Regions from separate parts of the Homo sapiens genome. Here region 2 is linked to region 1. A link is a loop called in an ENCODE intact Hi-C map of the cell type or tissue named here. Cell type or tissue: dorsolateral prefrontal cortex. All regions are shown on one strand. Links, peaks and the distances in the headings refer to the core of each region. The heading gives the core; the rest is flanking DNA. Region 1 has its middle 7.3 kb from the start of IRF2BP2. Region 2 overlaps LOC107985365 (a long non-coding RNA gene).

Region 1 (5,389 bases), core at 72-5,071:
ATTTTTCAAAGCAGATTAACAGGACACAGTATTATGAGGAAATCACACTGATTTTCACTTTCTTTCTCGCTTGTTGGTTTCCCTAAATGCTTAAATAAGAATATAATTACAATATTTCTAAACGATTGTGCAACTGCTCTGAAGCTTGACTATTTACCTCCCACCACTCAGAAGAATACAAGCGGTATATATCTGTTAGGTTACCCATTAAACGACTGTGACAGATCGTATTTCTGGTTAATTGTTAGTTCCTTATGACCTTAGACTTTGCCTGTGTATTTAATAACACCATCTGCTGTCTAGGGTAGCAATACCACCTTTTTACATGAGGATTACTGTTCTTACTTCGTAAACAAAAGTGCTCAATCTGAGGTGTTGAAACTGTACCACAGAATTATTTAAATTATACTACCTATGGAAAGCTTAAAGAAGAAAAAATTAACTTTCTTCTCTATGGTGGCTTTATTAGCTTCAAGTAAAATATCAGAATTTATACACCATAAGAAAAGTATTTTTAAAAGATTTACAAGTTTTATTATTGGTCTGCAAAATGAAATGTTTTAAAAGAACGTTGTCTCTGTTATACTTGTTTTGTTTATCTTCTTCTAGCCGAGTTTCTCATTGTATATGATCTCTGAGCAATTTCTCAATAAAACAGACAATTTTAAAAAATTCTCACAAAATTAAATCGAGATGAGACTTAAAATAAAATCATCACCCAATATCATGCCTGTTTTGAAGCATTCTGAGAATCCTACTGGTTCATAAAAAATATTACAACATCTACTAACACATGGTCTATAATAAGGCAAATGTAGACAGGGTTTGAAGTCAGCTACCTTTGTTTGGGTCTCACAGACAGTGGCGCCTGTTAAATGAACTCTCCGTGGTCACAGTGAGGTGGGTGGCAGGGGGCAGAGCATTTATGTTTAATTTAACCAGGCCCATGCTGTACAGTATACTAATTTAGTTCAATTCTCCAATCCATGAATCAGAACTTCCTAAAAACAGAAGGGCTCTATGTAGTAGGAGAACTGGCTTGCATGGAAGTTGTATCTCCTGCGTGAGGGGAAATAGCACCTTTCTGAGTCAGGAGGAGGGAACTCCACTCATTTATTCATTCATTTATTTGTTCCTTAAACCATTGCCAGCCTTCATCCAAAAAGAAGCAAAGGTGAATGAAATTGCTGTTTAATTTTACCAGGGAAATGACAGCTCCCTAATGGTGATAAGTTTTTCACAGGAGCGATACTTCTGAGAATCAAGAATGAGCACTGCAGAATAAAGCATTCCAGGTCAATGTGTGTCTGATTTTGAAGCCTCTGACTTCGGCTATAAACTGTGACGAGGCTCACAGAATTGACCGTGATACACCCAGCACTCGCATAATTCCTAACTTTATGCTAAAATATGGACACTTCAGAGTGGTTTGTTTTTATGTGTGTGTGTGTGTGTGTGTTTTTAAATCACTTGGAACCAAAAAGGTTGGCCTGAATACTCACCACATGAAAATAATCAAGAGGTCATTTGCCAACAGAAAACAACTTCAAAAGTACGGAATGTGGAATTCTGAGCCTAAACCGTTTGACAGTATCCCAAAAAGGCATGTCCTGACATGTTTTCAGTCTAAGAGGGTTTCAGCATTCCAGGCTTTTAAAAGAATGTCTCCTATTACAGGAGCTGCCTATCCTTTTCCACACTCTCAATTCAAGGAATCTGGAAGTCTAATTCTGGAACACCCATTTTAAAATATATTGAGTAATCTTTATATGAAAAGTAAAGTATACGGTGACTCCTTTTCTGGTGTTTGAAGAATAGTTGAAACAAATTCTTCACATAAGAAAAACACAGAATTTTTGAAAAACATAGAGTTTTTTACAACTTTATTAAGTTATCCCATAATCAGACCCGTATAAACAAAAGCCATAATGTAACACGAATGTAACATTTCACCATAGTTAACCAAGTCACAACAAATTTCAAAACATCAGAATTCTTTGAATTTACTCTCATAACATCCTTTATGAATTCAGTATATAGCCTGCAAAGAAGCCACACAGCCATTAAGTAGTAGAATTCTAGGTGAGAATCCAAAAACACCTCAAAGCAAGTTTCCATATCCTGCCGACCTACTCAGCCAAATGCCTGCCTGTGTATGAAACCGTTTTGTTTGTCTGTTTGCTTCTTCAACTGAGAGCCTCTTGAACAATCTGAATAGCCTGTGGATAGTATATTAAGTCTTTGCCCGTATATATATATGTATGCATATATGTATATATGTATATATACACGTATACACGTATATGTATGTGTATACGTGTATATATACGTATATTTACACATATACGTGTATATATACATACACACATATACATATAAAATTATATATAAACACACATACACACACATACATATATGAAATAAGGCAGTCTCTTGAGGAAAGAAAAATGCAAATATTTTCCATAAGCCCTGAGACATTGAAGTTGGGCTTATATTAATGCTGATACAGATGTTTTGCCCTGGCTAATTTAAACTAAGTATAGACCGTGGTTTAGAGTCTCCTAATCTGGGATTGAGCCCAAACCAAGCAGACACGATGTTCTCGATGATGTGATGCTCTGGTAGCCATTTAACCTCCTGACTTTATTTGGATGGCACAATGCCCCCAAATAATGGGCAGGCATTTACTGGTAGTTTTTCCGCATTGTTTTGTAATCCCATGTGGGTCAGAAGAATGTTGGGCTTGGGTTTGTCAAATTCCTGTGTATTCCCATCACCCCCACCCACCACGAGAGGTCAGAACAGAAATGACATCAAGGCCAGCACCGTCTCCTCCACTCAAGAAAAACTGGCCTAGGGTGTCCAGCTGACCTGCCTCAGGTCACATGCCAGGTGAATGAAGAGAAGCTACGGTCCCTCAGTGATCTCCTGCATAGATATTTACATGTATGCAAAAAAGAACCTATGAAGAAAATATAAATAGGAGGTAGCCCACCAGTGGGCTAAAGAAAGAACTGCAGTTTGGGAAACCTGAATTCTAACTGTCGTTTAACCACACATTTTCTTTGTTTTAAGACAGATTCCTTATTATCTTGGTGTCTCAGTTCATAAAGTGAACAGACACTGATGTTCTTAACTATTGTTAAGAATAATGAATTGGTCTGATAATGCAAAGATAGATAGATGGATAGGTAGATAGGTAGATAATTGAGAGGTAGGTAGACAGAATAAAAGCAGCCTGACAAATGTTTAAAATCCAGCTACCTGTTAAGTGCTAAAGAGAAGAGGCCTCAGGAAGTTCACATGTGTGCAGTTCCCAGGCATGTTTCAGAACCAGCTTCCTCACTCAGGAATTTGCTCGAAGGGCTGGGAGTCTTGCCACGAAGTACATCAAAGTTCATTTGTATTTGCATTTTAGCTGTCTGTGACAAGCTTTGTAGTAAACACACTACATTTAGGCAGTCACTTTGGGGAATCCATCAGTAGTCTCTTGCTAGGGCTCACATCTAGGCTGCCTACTGCATGTCTGTTTCCTTCTCCCCTGTATGAACTTCAGTTCTGAGTGTGATTCTTAATTTTCCCAGTGGTTTTGCACTCTGCCTCACAAAGAGGCATTACCATGTGGGCACAGAAATGGATGTGCCAATGCATACCGGAATTCACTCCAACTAATAAAGTACAGTCCTCAGTCAGTCTGCTCAACTTTCCTTCCTTGTGTAGGGAGCTCTCTGTGTCTCCTTTACCTACAAAAATGACCACTACTCCTCCCATGCCAAAAAACAGGTGTTGGAGAAAGAATTTTATTGTTAAATGTGTAGACCTCTGAGAGATATCATTGGAATCTGCAGTATATACATACAATAATTGTTTCAAATAACAAGCTTACTTTATTTTTTGCTGAGCCCATTAGACTAAAGTAAGTCAGTCACCAGAATAGATTAGTGAAACTCCATTGGTAAGGCCAAATTATCCTGCTGAATGGCATTGTTTTGCAAAATATATTTTCATCTTGTCAAGAGAAAGCCTAATTCATATTGGCTAATTTCTATTTCATAAGAAATACAAAACATGGCCGGGTGCAGTGGCTCACGCCTGTAATCCCAGCACTTTGGGAAGCCGAGGTGGGAGGATCATCCAAGGTCAGGAGTTTGAGACCAGCCTGGTCAACATGGCAAAACCCAGTCTCTACTAAAAAATATAAAAATTAGCCGGGTGTGGTGGCATGTGCCTGTTGTCCCAGCTACTCAGGAAGCTGAGGCAGGAGAGTCGCTTGAACCCGGGAGGTGGAGGTTGCAGTGAGCTGAGATCGCACCACTGCACTCCAGCCTGGGCGACAGAGAAAGACTCTGTTTCAAATAATAATAATAATAACAATGAAAGTTCATTGGCATACTTTATGAACAACTTGTACCCTTGCAACTGTGATATTCTATACAATGTTGTTTCACACTTTTTTCTTTTCGGTACCCTGTAGCCCATTGTATTTATTTGTCTGAGTGCAAAGTAGTCAGGATTGGACTCCTACAATTGGAATTAAATTATTTCATGAGTTTTTCCTCTTTTTAAGAAAATAGATCACAAAGAGTTGGAGGTGCAGTATTCCAACCTGGTAAGTGCCAAAACCATTTCATCACCCAACTGACTCCCACAATTGAATCTTTTATCCTAACACCAACATCAGTTTTTATCCAAGGTTCATAAAGACTAGCATAAAAATGGTGTGCCATTTAAAGAGTCCCACACTCGACATGGTGTTATAGCAACTGTGCCCTACCTCTGTCAGCTCCTTTTGTCTGTGGTGAATGTTTACTTCTCTTTGGATTGATTGTTCTATGAACTATATTAAAATTTTCCTTTTTCCTATAAATATAGGTATAGATAGCAAATCTTAACACCTTTCCTGTTAACACTCAGATGTTAACACTCCTTTGCTGGGCTCTATGCTGTGCTTACATGATTTTTAACAATGCAAAATGCAAATAGAATATTCTCGACTACATCCTCAGGCAACAGGACTCACACCTAGATATCAGTTCTGACACTTTTTTTTTTTTTTTTGAGATGGAGTCTTGCTCTGTCGCCGAGGCTGGAGTGCAGTGACACAATCTTGGCTCACTGCAACCTCCGCCTCCCGGGTTCAAGCAATTCTCCTGCCTCAGCCTCCTAAGTAGCTGGGATTACAGACACATGCCACCACGTCCGGCTAATTTTTGTATTTTTAGTAGAGATGGGGTTTCACCATGCTGGCCAGGCTGGTCTCGAACTCCTGACCTCCTGATCCACCCACTGTGGCCTCCCAAAGTGCTGGGATTACAGGCGTGAGCCACCGCGTCTGGCCTCTGACACTCACTTTTCATGTTACTTTAGGTAAGTCAGGTTTTTAGTTTCT
Region 2 (5,389 bases), core at 292-5,291, 220 kb before region 1:
ATTGTGTTTGCTTACCTTAAGTCAGTCCAGGCACTAGCATCTCTAAAGTAGTCCTACAATAAGACTTCAGGCAAGCCACTTGGCCACCCTGGGGACCCACTTTCATCATCTCTAAAGGATGATGCTTACTCGGCTAACGTTCTGTGGTTTGGTCTAGTTAAGGGTTTCTAATCTTTGAAGATAAAAGAGCTTATTATTTTTCTAGCACCTGATTTTGAGAGCTTACTGGCTTGAGAATTATCATTGACCTTAGTAGACCTAAGACAATACTAGTTAAGAGAAAATGGGTAGGAGATAGTGAGGATGGGCTTTAATTATTGATTTATAAATACTTAATGATAGGCTCAATTCCTACCATTTATCCTTAATTTATTTTACAGCTCACTATTGGCTTCCATTTATTTGAAGTGAACGACGATGTCCCTCTATTTGAAAAGACCTTTCTTCCACACCTATCCTTCCTTCAACCTGCTGTTGGAATCAGGTCCCTTAACTACAGAGAATTCAATGGTACCCCAATCCCATACACGTCAAACTTTGATTAAAGAATGTCTTACTCTGACCAAGGATCTCAGAGCCCCCAGATGAACCTCAAGACATGGTTGGCCATTTTTCTTTACCATTTGTGGGATAAAAAAGCTGAAAATAGCCAGGAGCGGTGGCTCCCACCTGTAATTCCAGCACTTTGGAAGGCTGAGGCAGGTGGATCGTGTGAGCTCAGACATTCGAGATCAGCCTGGGCAACATGGTGCAACCCTGTTTCTATAACAAGTACAAACATAAGCCAGGCATGGTGGCATGTGCCTTTAGTCCCAGCTACTTGGGAGGCTGAAGTGGGAGGATTGCTTGAGCCTGGGGGTTTGAGGCTGCTGTGAGCTGTTTTTAGGCCACTGCACTCCAGCCAGGGAGACAAAGCAAGACCTTGTCAAGAAAAAAAAAAAAAAAAGAGACCTGGTTTGGTGGCTCACACATGTAATCCCAGTGTTTTGAGAGGCTGAGGTGTGAGGATCCCTCGAGCCCAGGAGTTTGAGACTAGCCTAGGCAACATAGCAAGACCCCATCTGTGTTATTAAAAAAGAAGAAGAAGAAGAAAAAGCCTAAGGGTAAGTGAGCAAAGGGCCAAAGGCTTCTGGGTTTGTGGACTCTGCACTTGGAAGACTGAAATGGGCTTTGCAGATTAGGATCAGCATTCAAAATTGCTTCTAGAAGTTTCTGAGTAGGTAGAAATTAGGAAGAGAGGCTTGCAGAAGTCTGAGTCAACTAGACTGAGGTCAGAATCCCAGCTTGACCTCTTATTAGCTGTTTGACATTAGGTAAATTTCTTACATTTACTTGAGCCTCAGTTTCTTCATCTGAAGACTGGGACATGATCATGCCTGTCTCATTTGTTGTTGTCAGCCAAAATGAGATAAAGTATGAAAATGCGCTTTGCACAATGGCTGGAGTATTATCAGAATGCTAAAATATTCCCAGGTGCTGTGGTCTGAATGTCTGTGTCTCCTCTCCAAAATTCCCATGTTGAAAGCTAACCCTGATGTGATGGTTGGTATTAGGAAGTGAAGTCTTTGGGAGGTGATGAGGTCATGAGGGTGGAGCCCTCACGGAGGTGATTAGTGCCCTCATAAGTAAGGGGCTAGTGAGGACGAAGCAGGAAGCAGGCTGTCTGGAAGAGGCCACTCCAGAACCCGACCATACTGGCACCCTCATCTCAGACTTCTGGTCTCCAGAACTGTGGGAAAGATTTGTTATTTATAAGCTAGAAGCTTCCAGAGCTGTAAAAAACAAATGTCTGTTATTTATAAGATACAGTCTATGGTATTTTGTTATCTCAGCCCAAATGGACTAAGACAACCAGTAAATGTTAGTTCATTCCCCTCTTTGCATGCAAAGGGAAAACTGCTTGACCATGACTTCACATCAAGAGCTGTGTCCACTCTTAGTAGGTCCATATGGCAAGCTTTGTTTGGGTAGAGACCAGCAGAACTAAAACAGCACCCTGTCTCTGAAAATAGTTATTCAGATCTAAAGACGCTACCCCAGAGCCATGCTGCTTTATAGCCCCTGACCAGTCAACATCCTGATTACGGTGGTGTTAGGGGCCTGACCTTGATCTACTTTTCCTGTGGTCAGGAGAGGTAGACTGAACTGTCCCCAATGTGCCCATGGGAGCTGTCAAAACAAAGTTCAGAGAATAGGCTTGGTCCTTGAACACTCTCTCTGTGCACCTCCTGTATCTGTAGCAGTAATGATCAATCAACAAACAGATAAATACAATTACGATGTTTTCTATGTGCCAGGCACTATGTTACGTGCTCTCCATGTATTAATTCATTTCATCTTAACTCAACAGTAGGTGCTCAATAAGAATATGACAACTTACAAATTCCTACAGCAGCCCAAGTTCAGGGCTATTTCCACCCTCATCGCACAGATAAGGACACAGTCACATGTAATGCACTTTGTAGTTTACAAAGCATTGAAATAAAGCGCACATTTTCTGAGTATAAAAGCAGCACATAATAATAGTAGGAAACGTGGAAAATTAATAGAATTAAAGAAGAAAAACAGCAATCATCCTTAATCCCATCACTCACCGAAGCAGCTGCACCTGATTTTTAAATGGGCTCCCTGGATAGAGATGATGATGATATTGATATATTTTGTAGAAACAGAAACCAAAGCTTTGAGAGAGCAGTTGCACAGTGTGGAGCAGATCTGAGGCTCGAACCCAGCCTTTCCCCGTATTTCCCTACAACTCTGATGGTTGCAATTTTTGAAGTCTGTCTCGATTGGATTTGCAGGTTCCTCTTCCACTTTGGGGAAAGTTCTGAAGCACTCGGTCTGAGTGACTGGAGTGGAGCTGGTTTAACCTGTGATGGTAAATCACTCATTCTCAAGTTTCTGACCTGGGAGCCTTAGATCCCTGGGGTAGAAGGGTAGCCAGAGTTATTGCAAGAGGCCTGAGAATGCATGTGCCCTGCAAGCATTGCCTGTGTGGACTGAATAAGCAGCACTTCCCAGCCATGTGAGCTGTTATTTGTTGAATCTATGTAGATGGCTATAATTAATAAAATGCATGTTTATTCAAAAGCATGGCTAAATTCATTATAGACTTTTGTCATGTATTTTCTTAATCAAGAAATATTAAACATACAACCACTATCACATGACAGTCTGCCATATTTTGGGGGTTTCAAAAGGATTCACAAATATGAGAATACAGGTGCTGCTACTAAAGAGGAAAGCCAAGGAAAGCTGAGGCTGCATCCAGGGCTTGTGCAGAGCAAGGGGACAGTAGAAATGGGGATGGGCGTCTCTCTGGAGGGACTTGGAAGCAGCCACTCATTTAGTAAGCTCCACGGTGTGGTATCGTGTTAATGAAATACTCACTTAGTTTGTTAATTTTTAAAATGGTTTTTAAAAAATCTGAATCCACTTCATGTTGCATAGACCTAGTCTGAGTTTGGAAGGGTAGCCCAATAGAAATGAAGGTGCGGACTTATTTTATGGCCCTAGTCTTTCATGGAAAAAGAGTGATATTGCCTTGTGTGATTCTGGGAAGCAGCCTCCCACGTCCCTTCTTTGGGCGAGTGAAGAGTTCAATCTAGGTGCATACTGGGGCACCATGCCTGCTTCACACCACCTCTCACCTGTCACCTGGGACCCTTCCTCTCTGTCTTGTGGTTTATGGTCCCCTGCCCATTTTCTCTGCCAGATTTTGGGCTTTGTGGGTCCAGGACTATGCCTGCTTTTTTTTGGGGGGGGCGGGGCAGTGTTTTGCTCCGTTCCCCAGGCTGGAGTGCAGTGATGCGATCATAGCTCACTGCAGCCCTGACTTCCCAGGCTCAATTGATCCTCCCACCTCAGTCTCCTGAATAGCTGAAACCTGGCTAACTTTTTTTATTTTTTGAAAAAACTGGGTCTTGCTATGTTGCCCATGCTGGTCTTGAACTCCTGGCCTCAGGTGATCTGCCCACCTCGGTGGCCGTAAGTGCTGGGATTGTAGGCATGAGCCACCACACCTGGCCCTACATCTGCCTTGTTAACAGCCTTATCTCCAAGATCCAGCATAGAATGTATTGAAAAATATTTGTTGAACAAATAAGTCACTGACTGGATGAATACATGAATAGTTAGGTGTGTCTTTAATTTTACAAAGTAGAGATGAAAATGTTTGAAGGAGATTTAAAAAGTACAGATCACTATTCAATATGCCTTTTTATTTTTTCTCCTGCATGAATTTCTAGGTCAGAGTGTTGAATGGAAAACCCATTTTTCCCCTTGATTATAGAAACAATATATGCTTGTTCTAAAAACAAAACAAAATGAAAAAGATAAGGAAAAAGCTGGCTGTCCCTCCTAATCGCGTCTCCGTGCACCTCTGGAGCACGCCCTCCTGGTTCTCCTGAGTGTGTTATGTGTAAGTATCCATTGCCCTCGCCATGGAGCCATCCTTTGCCTTCCGCTGTGCCTGGGAGGCTGACCCCCTCGGGGAATTACCCAGGTTCCTTTGGCCCCTGGCTTCCTGTGAGTTCAGCTGATGAGAGGCACCTGCAGGAGTCAAGCCTGTGGGCAGAGAGAGAAATCCTGAGACAGCCGCTCCCTGTGTCCACGTTCGTCTCTGTGTCTGCACTTGTCTCTCTGTCCGTGCTCATCTCTGAGGCTGCTTGTCCTTCCTGGCTTCAGTTTCCACCACCGCCCCCCACCCTGCATGGTTCCAGTCCTAGCCAGGCCCCAGAAACTCTCTCCACCTGCTTTGTTCTTCATGGGTATGGGGTCCTGGGAGCCCCGCCTTGCTAGCCTGGGTGTCACCTTCCTGTCTGTTCACTTCACTCTGCACACAGCTCTTGAAGGGGTCCCTTCACTAAAGCTTCTTCCTATGGACCCTATTTGATACATTCTGCTTTTAGCCAGGACCCTGATTGCAACAAGATGCATCTATAGTCACATAATCAGAGTTGTCCTATATATTCTATTTTATAATCTGCTTTTTAAAGTTAACTATACACTATTATAGGACTCTTTTAAATCCAGCAAATATAACTACAGGTCCTCATTATTTTACTTGTTAAGATTTTCAACAGGATTTAATGAAATCCCACAAATATTGATTGAGCACCTATCATGTACAGGATGTAGTCCCGCCCTTAGGCGGGGTACAGAGCCACGTGGGCATTAAGACAGATGTGGAAATTATGTGGATGGAAAATACAAGGTGTCATCAGGGAGATACTAGCTAAGAACCATGGAGTTCAAAGGATAGAGAGAGAGAGAGAAAGAGAGATAATGGAGGCATCAAGCAAGGCTTCCTGCAGGAGGTATCGTCTGTGATACACCAGGAGGGTGTGGAAGACTTAAAACAAAGCGACCTGGAGCAGGAAGACATCCC

What was found. Peaks named below come from ENCODE experiments on the same cell type or tissue, not always from the same donor. Only the 100,000 strongest peaks of a DNase experiment are listed, where the experiment ranks them.
Region 2: a loop joins it to region 1, with 3 times the contacts of the local background. A loop is called at or near these places in 18 of 110 quality-filtered maps.

Annotation. Positions count from the first base shown.
Region 1 is chr1:234,614,813-234,620,201 of GRCh38, reverse strand. No RefSeq gene overlaps it. Among named protein-coding and RNA genes, the nearest start is that of IRF2BP2, 7.3 kb to the right of the region's middle. RefSeq lists an enhancer at 3,019-3,519. In dorsolateral prefrontal cortex, for the core only: no CTCF peak of the experiment used is centred there; no DNase peak of the experiment used is centred there; H3K27ac peaks cover 2,591 bases.
Region 2 is chr1:234,830,040-234,835,428 of GRCh38, reverse strand. All of the region lies in intron 2 of LOC107985365 (a long non-coding RNA gene), which reads left to right. Among named protein-coding and RNA genes, the nearest start is that of LINC02961, 73 kb to the right of the region's middle. In dorsolateral prefrontal cortex, for the core only: no CTCF peak of the experiment used is centred there; no DNase peak of the experiment used is centred there.